Regions from separate parts of the Homo sapiens genome. Here region 2 is linked to region 1. Evidence: read pairs that join two places in POLR2A ChIA-PET (ENCODE). Cell type or tissue: MCF 10A. All regions are shown on one strand. Each heading gives the region's core, and the rest is flanking DNA. Links, peaks and the distances in the headings are about the cores only. Region 1 overlaps ALKBH8 (alkB homolog 8, tRNA methyltransferase). Region 2 has its middle 32 kb from the start of CWF19L2.

Region 1 (10,331 bases), core at 1,142-9,141:
CAACATACAGGACCTCCCATTTGAAAGTGACTAAAAGAAAACAAGTTCTATTCCCTTGTTCTGAAGCCAGCGGCAATTTCATAAAGTACAAGCCTCAATAATCTGGTCATGAGAGGAGAAAAACTGCACACATGAGCACAGGATGGTGCCCTATGGCATCAAAGAGTGGGCGATGAAGTGTTACGGGCAGCAGCTAAATACCACTGTGGTCCAAAGGCACTTATTTCTCATTGCTACTGAGAGAAAATGAGAGGCAGAACATCGTTTGCCTCTCTGGTGTAGAAGCTTTCCTAGTTATCAGGTACCATGCACACATTTAGGGTATATACATCTGGGAATGTGCCTGCAGTACTGCATATGTGAAATAGGCAAAATTAGATCCAGCAAAAAGTTAAAAAGAAAACACCACAAAAAAATCTATTGTATAGCAAAAGTTGGCAAATTCCACCTTTCAAATACAACCCTGACTTCCAAAACTAGGCCTCAGCTGCTGAACAAATAGATTCTGCCCTCTCTTACTCTTCACCCCCAAATACAGATGGCTTTGAACTGTTTTGTCTAGCTAAGCTCAAGTGTAATGTAAAATAAAAATAAAAGGCATCTTTCTGGCTAACGGTCTAGACACACTGTCAAATGTTACAATACAGAACAAAATATATGTTGCATAACTGGAAAATCAGCTAAAAAAGAAAATGCTAAATTGGAGACACTTTAGCCACCATTGCACATCCAATATTATAAATGCTTAGCTTAAATGCCTAACAGATAATATATTATGTTGATGTGTTTACACTGAGACCACTTGCTTTGAGCTCTCACTTATATACCATGGCTTCATTTATTTGCTTCATTTGTTTGCAGGAACTATGAAGTGAAATCCACCAACATTCAAAAATGGGCTCACAAACCACTTCGATAAAATTAAGTTTTACTTTACATATGAAAAGGTTATAGAAGAAATAAAATATTTTAGCTTAAAAAATATTTTAAATTGTATCTTTGTTTACTTGTTACAGTCTGTCTAGTAAATTATATTCAACAAATATTTTTGAATGAATGAATGAATTCATCATAAATAATGTATTTTTACAAATAGGGTGGTGTATATTTTATATTTGTACAGAAGACTTCCTAAATTCTATTTGTTTATTTTCTGGGCTTTCCTCCTTAAGCAAAGTAAACCATCAGATTCACAAAGAACCAAAATGAGACAGCTAGAGTAATAAGAACAACAGTCATGGGTATATCTATTCCTGAGGCCCTAGATTGCTCCCCATGAGGAAAAGTTCACTTAATATAGCATCTACCACAGTCTCTAGCACAGAATAGTTAGCTGTTGGCGATAATGATCATGGCAATGGTAGTGCTGATGGTCAAAGGAGTAAAAGCCATAGTAGCTACTATTCATATTACTAACTGTGTATCAACTCCTGATGACAATTAAAATGCAAGTATTACATGTCAACTTCAATTTAAGACAGAAAGCACCGAAATTGTCTCCATAGTCAATTAAAAGTTACTAATAGGGATAAGCTAAAACCCAAGTCCCCCAACTAGTCCAGTATTTAATTCAGCCCTGGTACAAACATCCCAGGATCTGAAACCAATACACATAGTCTTTAACTTCTTCAGTTTCTAGTATTGCACTGGAATATTTAATTGAATGATGATTAGAACTACCATTGGGGGCCTATATTAATTTCTATTTATTCTTTGTCTTAAAGAACAAAGCTAAAATCCCACTGTCCTTGGAGTTGATACTACACAGCTTTAGCATTTCAGCATTTTCTAACTCAATGGTATAAAATCTAGCTAAATAACAAAATCACCTGTGAGCTTTCTATAAATGTAGAAAGCCAGCCTCCATATCAGACATTCTGAATCAGAATAAGACACAGTACCTGCTCTGGAAAAAGATAGCCTAGCAGGGGAAACAGAAAAAAATCACAGGGACCTCAAATATTCAAATATCAGAAACAGGCTATAAAACAAAGATGCTTACCATGTTTAAAGATATAAATGCTAAGCTTGAACATTTCAGCAGGGAACAGAAACGATAAAAAAGAGACCCTGTAGATATAAAGAAAAACCAGACATTCTAAAACAGAAAAATGCCGTAACTGAAATTAGGATATCAATGAATGAGCTTAACAGCATATTAACACAGCAAAATAAAGAATTAGTGACAGAAGAAACTATTTAGAGTAAAGCATGGAGAGACAAAAGATAGAAAACACAGAAGACAGGATAAGTAAAATAAAAAATGTAGAAAAAAGGTAAATGAAGAAAGAATGGGGGCAGGGGCAAAATCTACAGAGGCAATTACTAAGCATTTTCCAAAATTGATGGAAAAACTCAATCTACAGATTCAAGAAACCTGGTAATTCCCAAGCAGAATAAACAAGCCAATCAAAATAAGCAGAATAAGCAGGATCATAAAAATAAAACAAAAGATAAAAGCAAAAAATCTTAAAAGAACCTAGAGAAATAAACAAAAGTCACCCTCAAATGTAACAAGAGCAATAACATAAGCCACAAAAAAGTAGATGAAATCTTTAGTGCATGAGGAAAAATTAGTGCATGAGGAAGCTTGTGGGAATGATGGATATGTTCATTATCTTGAGTGTGGTGAAGGTTTCATGAGCTTTTTATTAAGTATGTGCAGTGCTTGGGACGTCAGTTATATCTCCACAAAGCAGTTTTTAACAGAAAACATGGGATGCAATAAAGCGGTACTTAAAAGCAAAATTTATAATCATTGAAATACATTTCAAGAATATTTGACACCAACCAGGTGCAATGGTTCATGCCTGTAATCCCAGCACCTTGGGATGCCAAGGTAGGGCAGACTGCTTGAGCCCAGGAATTCAAGACCAGCTTGGGCAACAGGGCAAAACCCCGTTTCTACAAAAAATACAAAAATTAGCTGGGCATGGTAGCTCGTGCCTGCAGTACCTGCTACTAGGATGGCTAAGGTGGGAGGGTTGCTTGAGACTGGGAGGTCGAGGCCGCAGTGAGCCATGAGTGTGCCACTGCACTCCAGCCTGGGCAACAGAGCAAGATCCTGTCTCAAAAAACAGGAATATTTGCCATGTTCTGAATGTTCTAATGACAGTGGGGTCATTAACCAGAGCAGGAAACCCAGAAAGAGCAAAGATTTTGTTCCGTATGGGAGAATGACAGTGGACGGTGAATCGCTGAAAACAAAGACAATGAGCTTTGATTTAGACAAGTTAAAATCCCTTTTAGAATGTTGGATATAGGCCAAGGCGGGTGGATCACAAGGTCAGGAGTTCAAGACCAGCCTGGCCAAGATGGTGAAACCCTGTCTCTACTAAAAATACAAAAATCAGCCACGCGTGGTGGTGGGCACCTGTAATCCCAGCTGCTTGGAAGGCTGAGGCACAGAATTGCTTGAACCCGGAGGCGGAGGTTGCAGTGAGCCAAGATCACACCACTGCACTCCAGCCTGGACAACAGAGAGAGACTTCGTCTCAAAAAAAAAAGAAGAATGTTAGATATTCAGGTCTAATATCTGAGGGGAAAAAAATCAAGGTTGAAGGTATTTCTGTATCCCCTAGAATGCACAGGACAATGCTGGTCACATAAGTAAAAGTTCTTTTAACCAACATCCATTTAACCAACCAACATGCTCCATTCCTTCTATAATGTGTACCCATGCCCTGAATATTTGTTGATGATAGACAACTCTCCAATATGTCCATGCACTTCTATTCTCACCAGTAGAGCTATATGCTTAACAAGTCAAATTGTGTATGTTCCCAAATCACTGTGCCAGTTACCCTTATCATTGTAATTATTTTATTTAATTTAATATTACATAAATGAATGAAAATTAAGCGAGAAAAGATAGCATTTTTCTATAGAAGCCAAGTTGAATATTGTAGAATGACTCAATAAAGGCAAAAAATAAATTTAATGTTCCAATAAATGTGAAAATTTGATTATAAAATATTGGAAACAAAAACATCAAAATGTAAAACCCCACATTCAGATGGTTTCATGTCTTTAAACGTTTGCTTCACTTTAAAGAAATGAAATTGGAGAGACAAAGCAGACTGTGGCCCCTCACAGATGCAAAGACTTTGGCCCCGCAACAAAATATTGATGAGTGAATTTATATGTGTTAAAATGTCTGCAGTATGTACATATCTTTTATTATGACTATTCCCTAATTTAAGTGCAGCCAACTGGTAGTTTCATCTATACCACTTAAGCGGGCTTCTACTGTAGTTTTCTGAACTCTATTGATTTTTCTGAATTTTATTCTAGTTCTACAATCCAGATGGAGTGATATAATGCTGCTTTCTTGCTACAAAGTAAATGCACATAGTTCTAACTGAAAAGATGGAAGAATCAGTACTCCAAAGGCTCCAAATACAGCAGCATGTTCTATTTTATGATGTCATGCCATGAAACAGACTTTGTTAGCAGACTGCTGGCTGAAACAGGTATACTTCTTTGACATTATCCTTATTGAAGGGGCTTGACTAAAGAAGCTCCCACTCCACAGAAAAAAGATAAAGAGTGCCTGTTAAGAACTGTCAGCATTGAGTCTTATTTGACCAATTTATGCAAAAGAGAATGCTGGCTTCCAAGAGATCCTGAAAGATGAGAAAATTACATAAAAATAGAAGAATCTTCAGAACTTAAGTTACTAAGGAAAGTGCTTAAAAGTGAAAAATAGAATTCAATGTATAAAAAATGACATGATCAAACAAGGTAGACCATTTATTTATTTCTGGCCCACAAACCAGCAGATCTACTTGTCTACTCCAGAAGTTTTGAATGTTAGAGACCCACAGGATAAAAGGAAAAATGAAGATTGGCCCAATGCCACTTTAATTATACTATGATGCAACTAAAGAACCCACATGAGAATTACACTCTTTTCCCACATCTACATCAATATACATATAGAGCCATACAGAAGTCACCATGGCTTTAGATACAAACCACACACACACACACACACACACACACACACACACACACACACACAAAGAAGGAGAAATACACACCCACCAGGATGGTAGATCACTATCTTTTTAATGCTAAAGGCACTACAGAGACAGAGTAAAAAAATCATAAATAAGCTATAAAGAATGAGAGAAAGGAGAGAGGAGCTACACAGCAGAGACAATCCATTTTTCAGAACTTCAGGAAATGAAAATATTCCAAGGACTCTCAGATAAGAATAAAGTATGGGGCCTGGAATCAAGATAAAAACTAAAAGAAGAGATTGTTTGGCTTCTGAGGCTGTAAACATTGCTTATATAGGCAAATATTGAGGGCTGAATTTGAGGTTGGAGATGAAGCCAGTATGTCTGCGGTCCAGACTGTATTGTTGTTTTAAGTGGTATAAAGAAAATGTCTGGGTGTTTTTTCCAGTTTGTGCTAAAGATCTGAAAATAATGAAACATTTGTCCATTAAAACAATAAACTCTTAGAACAGAAGTACCCTGTGAGTCATTCTGATTGACCAGACTGGGAATACAAAACAAAAAACAATGACTAAAAAAACCCATTCAGCTAGGTATTTCAAGATACTGCATAAATAATTTTTACTCAGTACCCTATGACTCAACATAGGAGTCAGGCAGGACTCAACAGGTATTTGCTGAAAGCATGAGCCTGGAAAGAGAGCAGGAAATATACTGAAAGACGTGGCCTTCTATAGCAAACATTCAGCAGATGGGGTCTTTACTACCCAACTATCCAATTATCCCCACCCACTGAGTTGCAAAAGTCATCATAATAAGAAATATTTACTGATGAACGGACTTCCATAAAATTAGTACTTGCCCAAATAGCTCTCTCTCTCTTCAATATCAGCAGCTATCTCTGCCCATTATGGTAATCCCTTTGGTCAGTCTTTCAGTGAATGTTGATTATATAAATACTAGCCAGTGCAATGCAAACCCAAAACTAATTGAAATTGCAATTCTCACAAAAGATGGACTTCCCGAAATTGATAAAAGGGATGTCAGAGGACCATTTAAATCACATGCAAATCCATTAAACATCTGAAAATCTGGCAGAGTCAGGACTTTCACAACGAAGAGAAAAATAAAGCAAATAACACAACAACGCACTCTTTATAATCAAGCTATAAAAGTCAAATAAAGGAATTTTTATCATGCTACCATATTTTATCAGAAAAACAAGACCAAAAACAAAGTTCACGTGACTCATTCTTTGTTCTAAAAAATTAGTACATAGTTGTAATATAACCTAAAAATTGTTAAATAAAATTTTTCTTTAAAAATCATCTTCATAAATTTTAGTTTCGTTTTCCCAGATAAGTCCTAATCAAAAGTTTTCTTCCTTATTTATAATAGAAGTTAGGTATTGGTTTTAGGGAGATGCACATTAAATAGTTATTTTCATTATCAGCTGACCAACTCTTACGGTACTTGATGAACTGAGTTATCTGCCCAACAACATTACTAGTTTATTATCATAAAAGGTTATAGCAAGGGCATCTCTCAAAACATGCCTGGCCAGCAAAGGCAGGCTGCAATTTACGGCAGGACAAATTCATCAGTGAAGGATTACCTAAAAACAAAAGCCTAGTAGACTTCACAGGTATATGTTATTGTCATATAACCCGATGCAGCCTACTCCTTGGATATTTCCCTAAGCTCATCCTCAGTTAGGGGAGCACTGAGTATTTGAGATGGAAAGAAATTGGTTGGTTCCTTGATGAAATTACCGACCTGAGCCAACAAGTTAAAACTTTTGGAACCAGCCTTCCTTGAGATATCTTGTTATATGAGATATTAACTTGTTTTGCCTTGTAATCATTTTTATTTGGGTTTTCTGCTGTTAATTGCAGCTAAATCATCCTCACTTATACACATATCATACATATTTCGAAGGTACAAAAGCCTTAAAGAAAATCACAACTTAGTTGTAGAGGGAAAACTAATGTATTTGAAAAAAACAAGACTATTTTTGCTTAATATAAAATGTACACTATTTTTAGACATACTATAAGAGCTTTAAAAAGAATATGCTCCAGTAGTCATACAAATAAAGCATTTTAAGTAATAAAGCATTGAAGAATTATATTAAAGTTAAGAATACCTCATGGGAACACCATGAGTTGGAACATTTAAGAATTGAAAGAGATCTTAGAAATTTCCTGGGAAAGAGAGAAAAGTAAAGTATTAAATATAACGTCAATGACTTTAGCTGAGTCTTTGACATTATATTTAAGCCAAACAAAACGAAAAAGCATTACAAAAAACCAAAACAATAATGCCACTGACAAAATTATTACAATGAAATGGAAGCTGCCATAGGCATTACAGGAAAGTTCTTAAAACGACTGAGGATGTCAAAGATAAGAAAGTAAAGAAATAGGGCCAAAGGTATAGTACTCAGATTCTAGGTGTGGAGTAAGGTGCTAGGAGAAATTCAAGTAATTACACAGCATCAATCAATCAATAAAACAGAACAGCACAAGTTGCAAGAGTGGAAAGTCATCTCTCTCATGACCACTTGAAATCCTACTTCTAGGCTGTGGGAACATGAGCTTCCTCCTGTTACAGAAGTGAAGGCTTTAAGTAAGGAGCCCTAGAACAGATACACCTGAAGGAGCCTTTACACGCATGGATTACTCTGAATTTGAAAAATACTTTCACATACATTACCTCATTTTATTTCTATCACAATCCTTCAGCCAGGAAAGAAATATTATTAATCTCATTTTATAGATGAAATAAAGGCCCAAATTTAGTGGACTGTTTTAAATAGTATTATAAGCTGAAACAAACATTATAAACTTAAAATTATAAGGGTTTTAAGAATATGTTCAAGTAATCATAAAAATAAACTTCATTTTTCAAAATTACAATGATTCACTTACTCTCAAAGGTATTTTAAAAGAAAATCTACTGTTCCTGTCATAACTTATGCACACTTTCCAGCCATTACAAAGATGGCTTTAACCAAACGTCATTCAAATTGGCAGCTGAAAATTATATGCTTCCAGAGACACCAAATAGAGATAATGAATGCAGCAGATTTTCAGTTCAACTAAAGGGCAAATTTTCCCTTCTTCATAATTTCTAATTAAAACCTGTGCAATGATCTTCTAGGGCGCTGGGGGGGATATTGAGTCCTCATTTCTCATATCTCCCTGGGAAGGAAGGGAACTTCCCTAGGAATAAAAAGTAGAAAGCACACTCCTAGTTTTTTTCCACCCCTTCACTTACAACTCTCCTGAAAACAAGGAATGCCTTTGCTTATTGGTTACTCTGAAGCCAGGCTCACTTGGCTCAGCCCTTTCCTCTCATTTTCAGAGCCAGCTGGTTTGTAGGAGCTAACACATGTCCTGTTAGAGGAGCTCCTTCGTGTCCTGTTATACGAACAGCCTCTGCCTCCATGGGGAAGGTCTCCAGTTGTCCAGCTACGCCAGTGACAAGGTCAGTATGTCTCTTTAATTCAGAGGTGAAGTATTAACAAGTTCACTTGGCTACAGATCTAAAGTCATGTTCTGCCATCAGTTTTCTCAGTAGTAAAGTTAACACTCTGATCTCGAATTATCTTTTGTCTCATTTCTCAGTTGGTTACACAGTTGGGAGGAAAATGAGAAGATGTCCTTTACTGGTCCCTAAAGCTAGAAGCAAGGATGGGGGGTAAAAATAAAAAAGAAACCAGAGAGAGAAGAGTGTTTTTTCCTCCCCGATCTCATTATTTTTTAAAGCACCTGTATTAAGAATCTACATACATAGTTAATAAGATGGTTGTGTCATATCAAACACCACTAATTGTCAAGTGACAGTATCAACATGACTACACAAGCTCGGGAAGGGTTAAGAGGCCAAAACACTGAAGATCTAATGATGGAAACTATACAAATACGGGAAAACAAAAATGAATAGTTTTTGCCTCCAGGAACAAGATCAGAATTTGATACAGACTCTAATTAGATTAGATGACCTGATGTTTTAAGGACTCTTCCAGATTTAAAATTCTGATTTTCTTTCTTTTTTTTTTTTTGAGTCAGAGTCTCACTCTGTCACCCGGGCTGGAGTGCAGTGGCGCAATCTCGGCTCACTGCAACCTCTGCCTCCCAGGTTCAAGTGATTCTCCTGCCTCAGCCTCCCGAGTAGCTGGGACTACAGGCACATGCCACCATGCCCGGCTAATTTTTTTGTATTTTTAGTAGAGACGGGGTTTCACCGTGTTAGCCAGGATGGTCTTAATCTCCTGACCTCGTGATCTGCCCGCCTCAGCCTCCCAAAGTGCTGGGATTACAGGCATAAGCCACCGCACCCAGCCTAAAATTCTGATTTCTATCCAAAAATCTGCTTGTAGGTTGCGTGGATCACTTCACATGTAATATTTTCTTTTAGTGGCTCAAGCAAAGTGCAGCTACAGAAACAAATCAATGAATAAACATGAACCTCTTATTCTTCATCTGTAAAAATGAAGATATTACCCTCTACTTCTCAGAGTTTTTGAAGGGATTGAATCAGGTAACATACGGAAAAAGTTCATCAAAATTCAGAACACACATTTTAATTTGTTTCCTTTTTCTATGGCATGAAGCTACTATCTTTTGCCACTAGATGGCAATGCTGCACCAGTAGGTCAGAAATGGGCCACATTGTACCAAGGAAAGTCTAGATCTTATTTAACTGCTAAAAGTTTCGTGTAAAAAATTAAATTTCAAGTTGTTTTCCTGGCATCTGATGAGGTGACAGATAAAATTTTGGATATTTAAAAGAAGAGGACATTTAAAAGAAACCAAAGTGCTAATGGTGCCCTTATTTTTCATTTTTAAATCTTAATTCATTTTCATTAAGAATGTGGATAATCTTTGAAAAGGGCATTGTACAAGGTAAGATATATGATGATAGCTAATAAAAATGACCATTTACCTCTGACCCCAAACTGAGAGAAACGATCTCATCCTCAAAAGCGGAATGTGTATCAATATGAGCGGGAATTCCTGAGATGGAAAACAGGACAACACGTCACTTCATTTTTTCCTTTAGTAGATTTAAGATGGCTATAAATGTAGCCTTATGCTATTAAGGTGAAAACATTGCTTGGTAATCAGGAAGGTACTATAATTTTGGTTAAAAGGAAACATTTAGGGTGAATGTGACTAAAACATACTAAAATAAACTAAAAATATCTTAACTTCAAGTTAAAGTGCCATTGGGGTTTGATCTAAAATCAAGGCTCAGGAGTCACTGATTAACTAGGACACTTAACTCAATTCCAGCCCAAGAGGAAAATGTGAAAGACAAATACAAAAGTCATTTTTACCTTCAAACACTGGATTCCCAAGT
Region 2 (10,331 bases), core at 1,148-9,147, 55 kb before region 1:
AAATTTTCAAGCTCTCACACGGAAGTAATTCTTTGATCAAAAACAAAACAGAGGCCAGGCACAGTGGCTCACATCTGTAATTCCAGCACTTTGGGAAGCCAAAGCCGGAGGATCCCTTGAACCTGGGAGTTCAAGTTCAGCGTGGGCAACATAGCAAGACCCTGACTCTACATGAAATTTTAAGAATTAGCCAAGCATGGTGGTGCACACCTGTAATACTAGCTATTCTGGAGGCTGAGGCAGGAGGATTGCTTAAGTCCAGGAGATCAAGGCTGCAGCGAGCTATGATCACACTACTGCACTCCAGCCTGGGTGACTGAGTGAGACCCATCTCTAAAACTAAATGGAAGTTGCCAAATTTTTAAAAATCAGTCATGATGAAAACAGAACATTATCAGAACCTAAAGAAGAACTTAGAGGAAAGCTGAATACTTTTATCTATATAAAGGAAAAATAAAAGTAAATAAATTAAGCTTAAAAAGGAAAGCAGTAGGAAGGATATCAATGAGTTAGAAAATAGAAAAAACAGTATTAAGAAATTAATAGCTAATTTATTGGGGGAAAGTTAGAAAAACTACTAACTGAATCAAAGAAATGATAAGAAAAAGTAACAACAGGCCGGGCGCGGTGGCTCACGCCTATAATCCCAGCACTTTGGGAGGCCGAGGCGGGCGGATCATGAGGTCAGGAGATGGAGACCATCCTGGCTAACACGGTGAACCCCCGTCTCTACTAAAAATACAAAAAAAAATTAGCCAGGCGAGGTGGCGGGCACCTGTAGTCCCAGCTACGCGGGAGGCTGAGGCAGGAGAATAGCGTGAACCCCAGGGGGCGGAGCCTGTAGTGAGCCGAGATCGCGCCACTGCACTCCAGCCTGGGTGAAAGAGCGAGACTCCATCTCAAAAAAAAAAAAATAAATAAAAATAAATAACAACAGGAAAAGAAACCAAAACTATCCATAGGCCACTTTGCTCAACTCTGTGCAAATAATTATATAAATCTGGGTAAAAGGAATAATATTCAAGATATAGTGTCTGGCCCCAGAAGAGGCAGAAAGTATATTTCCACAGAAGAAACAGAGAATTGATCAAAGAGCTAATCCCTACCCAACGGAAAAAAAAAATGGTTTTAATAAAAACAGATGCAAATTGCTTCTTCTTTTTCTTTTTCTTACTTACTTTTTTTTTTTTTTTTTGAGATGCAGTCTCACTCTGTTGACCAGGCTGGAGTGCAATGGCACCATCTCAGCTCACTGCAACCTCCGTCTCCTGAATTCAAGTAATTCCCTGCCTCAGCCTCCCGAGTAGCTGGGATAACAGGCAGACACCACCACGCCTGGCTAATTTTTGTATTTTTAGTAGAGACAGGGTTTTGCCATGTTGGCTGGTCTCCAACTCGTGGTCTCCAGTGATTGCCCACCTCGGCCTCCCAAAGCGCTGGGATTACAGGTGTGAGCCATTGCGCCTGTCCTCAAATTGCTTCTTGAAAGAATTCCAACAATTCCATTTAAGGATCAGACCATTCTAAGGCCAGTTATCTTAGAGCTCAAGGAGTGGAGTGGAGGGAAGTAGATGGGTGGAGAGAAAACTTCCACATTATTTATAAAGAGAGTATAACATTGACACCAAAACCTCACATGGACTGCAGATAAAAGAAAACTACAAACACTTCCCATTTATGAATATCTATGCAAAAATCCTGATTAAAATATTAGCCTATTAAAAGAAAAAACACATCACTACAGGTGGAGCTTACCTGAAAAATTTTTAAATGACTTAATATTAAAATATATATTAATATAATTTATCAGATTACAGATACAAGGAAAATAATTACACTTATGTCCTCGGGTGCTCAAATAGCATTTAAAAAAATTAATAAGATACTTCCTTTAAAAAAATGCAATAAAATAGAAATAGACTAGATGTTATAATAAAAGTTTAGTCATTTCAGCCCCAAAACAAGCAGCATGCTTTCTGAAAATCACTACAATTATTTCCACTCGAGTAGAAATAAGACAAAAATAATCACTGCGTCCACTATTATTTACATTGTCTTGGGAGTACTGGCTAACACAAATAGGCAAGAGAAAGTAGTCATAGAAACTGTAAATGAGGAGTTAAAGCTATCCTATTTGCATATGATATGACTGGGTGTGTGCAAATATCAAAAGAATTCATTGGAAATCACAATTGGAAGATACACAATTGGTACGTAGAAATTAAAGATAGGTTTAGGGTTAGGGTTCACGAAAAGATGAACACATATAAATACACAAAAAAAATGACTAGTTAAAATACATCCTATGTCCTTGGATTAGAGGACTCAACATCATAAAAATTTCAGTTTTTCCTAAATTAGTATATAATTTACTATAATCCCAATTAAAATACCAAGAGGGTTTTTAAATTACATAAGATGATTAAAAAGTTCACATCTTAACCCAAAACAGACAGACAGGAAACTGAGTAAGAGTAATTGGAGGGAAGACAGGGATGTGACTAGGCTTGGCAGATACTATAAATCTTTAACAATTAAAACAGTATGGAACTGGTACTTGAGTAGACAGAGAAATAATGAAAGAAATTAGAAAGCACAGAAATATTCCAAATATATATAGAAGATTAATATATGGTAAGTACAGCATTTTCAATCAGTGAGACAAATATGGGCTTTTTAACAAATGGTATTGGGTCAACTGAGTAGCCATCTAGGAGAAATGAATAAATTTGATTCTTACATTATACTATAAACTAAGGCAAATTCCAAATGGCTCAAATATTTAAATATAAAAAATAAAGCCAAAAAATTACTAGCATGAGGTGGGAGCATGGGAGAAGACACAAGGCAATTCCTTATTTTCTTAGAGTGGGAAAGATCTAAATTTGATTAAAAATCTAGAAGCACTAAAGATTGACACCAAAGTCACATATGTGGCTAATTATATCATAAGCAAAGAAAAAAGGAAAAAGAAGAAACTGGAAAAAAAAAACATTTGCAAGTCATCTCACAAAAGACTAACCCCTAAAAATCAACAGAGAAAAAGCTTAATCATAGAAAAACAGTCAAAGGTGCAAATTAACAATTCACAGAAGAGGATTTATAAATAGCTTAACACATGAAAATATGTTCAACCTTACTCATAAGAGAAATGCAAATTAATATACTCTGAGCTATGATTTTCCACCTTTTAAATTGGCAAAAAAATCCAAAATCTTAATAACAAATTCAGATGGGAAAGTATTTTCATATATTGCTAGCAGGATTATAAATTGTTATTAATGATTTGATGGGCAATATGAAAACAATAAACCAATTTACAAGTGCACATTTTCTTTGACCCAGCAATCCCATGCAGTAGAGTTTTTCTTACAGATATACTACTGATGTACATACAAATTTTTAATGTATATACTTTTTTTGTAATAGCTAAAGATTGGGGTATTTGTTGTCTATTGCTGCATAACAAGTTACTCCAAAACTTAGCAGCTTAAAACAACATATATGTATTATCTCAGTCTCTGTGGGTCAAGAATCTGGGCACAAATTAGCTGGTTTCTCTGCTTCACTGTCCCTCACAAGGCTGCCATCAAGGTATCAAATCCAGGTCTGCAGTCTCATCTGAAGCCTCGAATGGGGAAGACTCTGCTCCCAAGCTCATTCAGTGGTTATTGGCAGCATTCATTTCCTCAAGGGCTGTTAGACTAAGGGCCTCAGTGCCTCACTGACTGTTGGTGAGAGGTTGCCTTCAGTTCCTTTCCATGTAGCCTCTCCCAAGTGACAGCTGACACTATCAAACATGCAAGCCAAGAAGGAAATAGAGAGTTGGCTAGCAAGACAGAGTCAATCTTTTGTAATCTAATCATGGAAATGACATCCCATCACTGTTACTGTATTGTGTTTATCAGAAGCAAGTCTGTAGATCTAGCCCACATTAAAAGGAAAAGAATTACACAAGGGCAGAAATACCAGAAGGCAGAGATTACTGGGAGCCATCTCCTATCACAGTTGGAGACAGCAACATGTTGGAAACTGGGCATATAGGTGATGGGTATCGAAGAGGTAATTCACTTACATGGTTCAAAAGTTATAAGATAATGAAAAGATCTTCAGCAAAAAGCTACTCAGTGTTGTAGGCATTAAATATCTTTTTGCATTTTCAAAAGTTTGAACCATGTAAATATATTAATAAAATTTTTAAAATAAAATGCATCTATTTTTGGTGTAGGCTTATTATTCTGCAGGAATTCTCTGACTTTTATTCTCTTCCGGCAAATCTCATTTATTTATTTGGAGCACTTATCAGACTTTGCAAGTATATAATTGTTTGCAATATTAACTTGTTTATTGTTTGTCCCTCTCACAATACTTTAAGCTTCAGGAAGACAAGGGCCAGGTCTGTTTCATTCATCAATGTATTATCCAGTACAGGCACAATGCCTGGCACACAGTGGGCATTCAGTAATTACTTGTTGAATATTGAACAAACCAATGAATGATGCAAGCAATAAGAGTGAAAATGTATCCTTTTTTAAAATCCAGATGGCATGAGATAGTTGTTGTCCTGTCATTGTACCTCTATCATACCAGATTTTGATGTATTTTACACACCTATGATCTTCTTGGGAGGTGATTAAACTTGATACAAGAAATATAATAGATATCAAATGTATTAATACGACCTCAAGTTTTAGCTCTAATCTATTTAATTATGACATTCTTATGACATGTAATTATTGATCCCCTACTAGGTATCATCAGTACCCCTATTCTCAGGGAGTCTAAATTACAAAATAAAGAAGATATTCATATGCACAAATGAAAATAAGGTACAAAGGAATAAATATGAGCATTCTAATAAAATTCTTTGGAAATCAGAAGACAAAGAAATTGTTTCCATCTGGAAGGAATGAGAAAAGGCTTTATGAAGGGAATAACATTTAAAGTGGGTCTTAAATAGTGGGTAAGACTCGAGGTTTGGAAAATAACAGAAAAGGACATCCTAGGAGCAAGGAGAACAAGATTCAGTAAATGATACAGGGAAAGTGTGAGGCATGTATGGGCAGAGGCAAATAATTTGGGATAAGGGAACCCTGGGTGTGAGGTGGGGAGCAGAGAGAATTGAGATTGGAGACATAGCAGATGATAGTTATAAAGTGTTATTTACACTTTGCGTTTTATTGGATTTTGGATTTCGTTACTAAGAATTAGAAGTCACTGACAGAGTTCAGTTAAGGAGAAACATCTCCAGATTTTATAAAGCTCATTTGTGCATCAGTGTAGAGAAAATCAGAAAGGTGAGCCTTGAGGCAAGGGAAAAATCAATACTTGAAATATTTAGGAGTAGGAGACAGCAGGGCAAGACAGCAGGGCAATTCACACTCCTAAATTTTGAGATATAGACTGTATGTGGTATGGAGTTCAGGGAAGGGAGAAATCAAAATAAGGGCTGGCGAGGCCTGGGAAGACCTTTGATTACCCAGTTATGAGGGCGTGCCTTCTGTGAGTCTTCAAGGAGCTGCCACTGCTGCTGCCTAAATCACAATTCTAGTGTTGTTATAGAGCTTTGCTTTGTATTCAAGTACAGATCAGGACTCCAAAACCTGGCTTGTTCCTTGTTACTAAAACGACTAAGTAATTACATAGTTTTAACTCTTCAAATAATACAGTATTTAGTTAGAGTGATCTAAGAAAAAGCAAAATGAATTGAATTTTTTTTTTTTTTTTTTTTTTTTTTGGGGACAGTCTCGCTCTGTCACCCAGGCTGGAGTGCAGTGGCGCGATCTCGGCTCACTGCAACTTCTGCCTCTCGGGTTCAAGTGATTCTTGTGCCTTGGCCTCGCAAGTAGCTGGGATTACAGGCATATGCAACCACGTCCTTCCAGAAATGTATTTTTGTAGTCAATTTAGCTATATGTCAGGTAACAGAGAATGTGTTAATTTGCTCAAGCAATTAAACCACATCCGAAACAGCAGCTGCAATTGGAGTCACCAACTGGTTAATTTTACAATAGCCCACTGTTACTCTCCAATATCCATCTGCTCTCTACTATACCCACCAAAAAAATGAGTTGCAATGGAATGTGGTGGGAATCACCACCCCTGCATCCTTCAAGAAGATGCACCCCTTCCTCTTCAAAGGTGGCCCTAATCTCTACAATCCCTCTGGGAATGTGGTACCGCTTTTGGCTTACTATTTTCATTAGAAAGGCATTCTAGTGGCTTCCTCTTGGCCTTTCCCACAATAACAGCTGACACTCCACAGGTTAGAGAACCAATGCAAGGATTCTGCCAATTGCTGAGTATGTCTATTCTAATTTTCATTTTGGAACTGGGGAGATAACCATGGTACAGTTTTGGGAACACACCGGACCTACTGTTTGAAGGACCTGAGCTAAAACTTCATTGATCACCTGACCTCCATAAGCCCCTACTCCACCTGAAGGGCCACAGTGACATTTTGGGTCTCCTAGAACTTGTTTTGGTTAACAGCCAGTGTCCAGTATTCCTCAAAAGTCTGGTTATTTCCTTTTTTTCCAATGCACAGTCACTCTGGTTGAAAGTCATAGGTCCCTTTGGGAAAGGCTGGAAGAAAGATTAACAGTATAAATTTTTGGCAGCGTAGCAGGGTCCTTCCTCAAGAGGACCAGACTTCCCCTTCATTCAAAGCGTTCTGGGTCTGTAAACTGGCTCAGGTCTGGGAATTGGTTGGGAAACTATGAAACTATAACGCCATGTTTTGATGGTTCAAGTTAGGCTTGACCTAGAACTCTTCTACTTATACAGATCAAGTAAGAAATTAGTAGATTATCATCTAATTCTCTTCTAGGGACACCATGATCAGCTAGCCAATATCACGGGTCTCTGGGATTCAGACTATTCTGATTTTTGCTTTGACACCACTATCTACTATGGTAACCACACCCACTTTGCCTTTAGTGATTTAAGTGCCACCAATTAACCCCTGCCACCCAAGGATCTAATTATCCCCATTGCATTTAGGGAAATGCTAATAGTTTGTTGGCAGCAATTTCCAAGTGTAATTTCACAGAAGAGTGACCACAGAGCTCTTCAGGGATGCTGGAGCATCCTCACAAATTTGAGATCTCCTTGGATATATCATGCCTTCAGCCCTATGCCTGCTGTCATCACTGTTTTGTGTGGCACTGAAGTCTCTCTGGCTGCTACTTGAAATCAAAGTAGCCCCTGTTGTTCTGCCTATCATTGTAGGCATTGCTCTTACTGCCGTGGGTATAGTGGTCCTGACCGGAAGATGCTTCCATATCATTTCTACCCGGCCAGAAAGCACCATGGTGCCAGTGCTGCAAGCCTGTATGGTGTTGGTTCATTTAAACTACTTTTTAGAAGAAATTTAGAACAACAGTGAAATCCTTGTTGTAGCCCAGCATCCATTGCTGTTCTAGTTAGTATAGCCCAAATTTCCTTTGGCAAACTTTCTCACCATTTTTTTTTTTTTTTTAGACAGAGTTTTCGCTCTTGTTGCCCAGGCTGAAGTACAATGGTGTGATCGTGGCTCACCGCCAACCTCTGCCCCCCAGGTACAAGCGATTCTCCTGCCTCAGCCTCCTGAGTAGCTGGGATTAAAGGCATGCGCCACCATGGCCAGCTAATTTTGTATTTTTAGTAGAGACAGGGTTTCTCCATGTTGGTCAGGCTGTTCTCGAACTCCCAACCTCAGGTGATCCGCCTGCCTTGGCCTCCCAAAGTACTGGGATTACAGGTGTGAGCCACCACAGCTGGCCCTCTCACCACTCTTAATCCCATTATTTGTGTAAGACTAATGCTACCCAAAGACAGACAAGAGGGTCCTGATAGGCTGAAGCCAGGCAAGGTATCCCATTCCCCTGGCCATAGTTAAGTGAAGAGAAGTACACAAAGCCCAGGCCTGAGCCAATCAGCACTCCATTCCCCTAGCCATGGTGATAGTGCAATAGTACTATAACTTACATAGTTATAATTAATAAGTTAATTAATAATCTACATAAGTTATATAATTGTTACATACTTAATAAGTTACAACAAATAACTTAAATAGTTACATAGATAGTCTTACAACTGGTAGTATGGGATTATCTCTGATCTATTATACAATCCAGTTAATCAGTGACAATCTATGAAATGGGATTTTAAAAATTACTGGCTTATTGTTTTTTCTGATTGGCCTGAAAATGTAGGTGTCCATTACTCTCTATTTTACAGGGATACTTATTAGTATGTCTTTTTTAATTTTATTGTCTAAGGGGAAAAAAAGCAGGGAGAAATTTTCTGTAGGAAAATATTCCATATTCTGGTTAAGACCTGTTTCACCTTTCCTATCCCTGCCCCAAGGCTAATCATAAATAAAATTTTAAGTGATACACCACATGCTCTTTTCATTGTCTCTTATAGTCTTTTTTCTCCAGTTAGGATCCAAAGGGCTGAGTCATGGACTGATTCAGATAATAATCATGCAGAGATAGCACCTCTGCACACACATACACACACACACACACACCAGCCACATGTTTGAAGGTGTGTATGCTGCACAAATCCAAAGGGCGCCTTTACATCCTAGGCCATCAGTGCCTCTGGTGCCTAGACTTTGGGGCTGCCTTTGAATCTCATGAGCATCAACAAAGGAAGGTCACCCCTGGAGTCATAGTTTGTGATTTTTAACTATGTGTGAACGGCTGACAGAAATATGGACTCTCTTGCAAGGAAGATGGACATGTGCACCTGCACACAAAATTTGTACACAACTGTGAGTCACTGACAAACCCTCTGAAACACATTCATGGACCAGAGGTTAAGAACACCTTCCTTGACTCGACAAAGCTCTCTTAGTTCTTCATGCTGATCCTTTAAAACAGATTTTAAAGGCTTTTAGTTCCATAAGTGCCCTATTATCCTTGCTGGAATCTACAAAAGCCAGAGCGGACATTTTAAAACATTGTATTAGATGCTAAGTCATTACTTCTTGTTAATCAATAACAAACTTCAATCATTTTTACAAGATTGAAGACAAAGAGACTTTGCACTCTAATAGAACATCTCGAGTCTTTTTTTTCTCTCCCACTTGCTTTAGGTGTTTGGGGACCTGTAAGTAGAGCCACATCAGAAGGTAAGGCAGCAACAAAGCTCTTAACTCTCTTTCCATCCTCACTTATTCCCCCTTGCTTCTGCAAAGGGTATTTGAAGGTTATGCTCATCTATGCCTAGCTCTTCTAGGGGAAGCATTTTCTTTTCAGTAATTTACTGAAAGTAAAGTGCCATCCATTACTTGCCTTTCTATTGCATGCAATGATTTGGAACTGCTGGATGTGTTTGTTTGTCTCGGTCTAATGGTCTCTAAAGGAATTTCTGATCACAATCATCACACTGCATTCTGTTTATTTTCACATACTGGCTGCACATCTAGCTGTTCAGCAGTGCATACAATATCTGAACTCAAAGTAATTGCCAGGTTTGTTTGCAGATGTATTACCAGGGAGATTTGCTCAGGGCAGGCATGGTAGACCCATGCCTGAAAGAGAAGAAAAGGACAAATCAAAATTGCATTTGAACTAAAGGATGGCAGCCCCAAAGGACAGACTAAGAGCTGTAAAACAGTTCCATACTCATGAGTGTGGAGACATCACTTATATCTTCTATTCCCCAACACCCAACATCCAACTCACCAGAAATTTTGATGGTTCTACTTTCCAATTTCACATCCAAAGCCTACTATTTCTCACTGCCTCACTACTGTCACACTGTTGCAAGCCAATCATGATCTGTCATCTGGTTTACGGATTATGGCAAATGCCTCCTAACTGGCCCCTTTGTTGCTGCTTTGTTCTGTCACTGTCTCATCTCCACACAGCAGCCACGGTATCCCTTTAAAATGGAACTTGGAGTATGTGACTTATGCACTCAAAACTCCAAACAGCTCGCCATCTCACAGTGAAAACCAAAAGCTTTTGGGCAGGTCCTGCCTGGTCTACCTCACCTCCTGAATGACTCCCTGACCTGGTCGCCAACCACTGTCGCTGACTCTGCTCCAGCCACACTGGCCTCCTGCGGTTCTCCATCGCAGGCCTTTCCCCGTGGGCCTTTGCACTGGGCTTTTCCTCTGGCTGGAATGTTCATTTCTCAGATAAATACATAGTTAACTCCTCCATCTTCAAGTCTCCACTCCATTGTCTCCCTACAAAAACCATCCTGAGCACTCTTTAAGAAACTGAAACCCATCTGCCATCCCACTTCTTTTCCTGATTAAGGAAAAAAGTCTCTCTTTACAACATAGTATATTGTTTACCTATTATTACGGGTATTGCTTATTGTCTATTCCA

Evidence for each region. Peaks named below come from ENCODE experiments on the same cell type or tissue, not always from the same donor. Only the 100,000 strongest peaks of a DNase experiment are listed, where the experiment ranks them.
Region 2: POLR2A ChIA-PET joins it to region 1 with 6 read pairs; 3 of 35 experiments call an interaction of 5 or more read pairs at or near these places.

Annotation. Positions count from the first base shown.
Region 1 is chr11:107,539,839-107,550,169 of GRCh38, forward strand. ALKBH8 (alkB homolog 8, tRNA methyltransferase) reads right to left here. Exons shown (of 12, transcript NM_138775.3): 7 at 9,915-9,985. Among named protein-coding and RNA genes, the nearest start is that of ALKBH8, 21 kb to the right of the region's middle. In MCF 10A, for the core only: no CTCF peak of the experiment used is centred there; a DNase peak (open chromatin) is centred at 5,543.
Region 2 is chr11:107,484,859-107,495,189 of GRCh38, forward strand. No RefSeq gene overlaps it. Among named protein-coding and RNA genes, the nearest start is that of CWF19L2, 32 kb to the left of the region's middle. In MCF 10A, for the core only: no CTCF peak of the experiment used is centred there; a DNase peak (open chromatin) is centred at 8,443.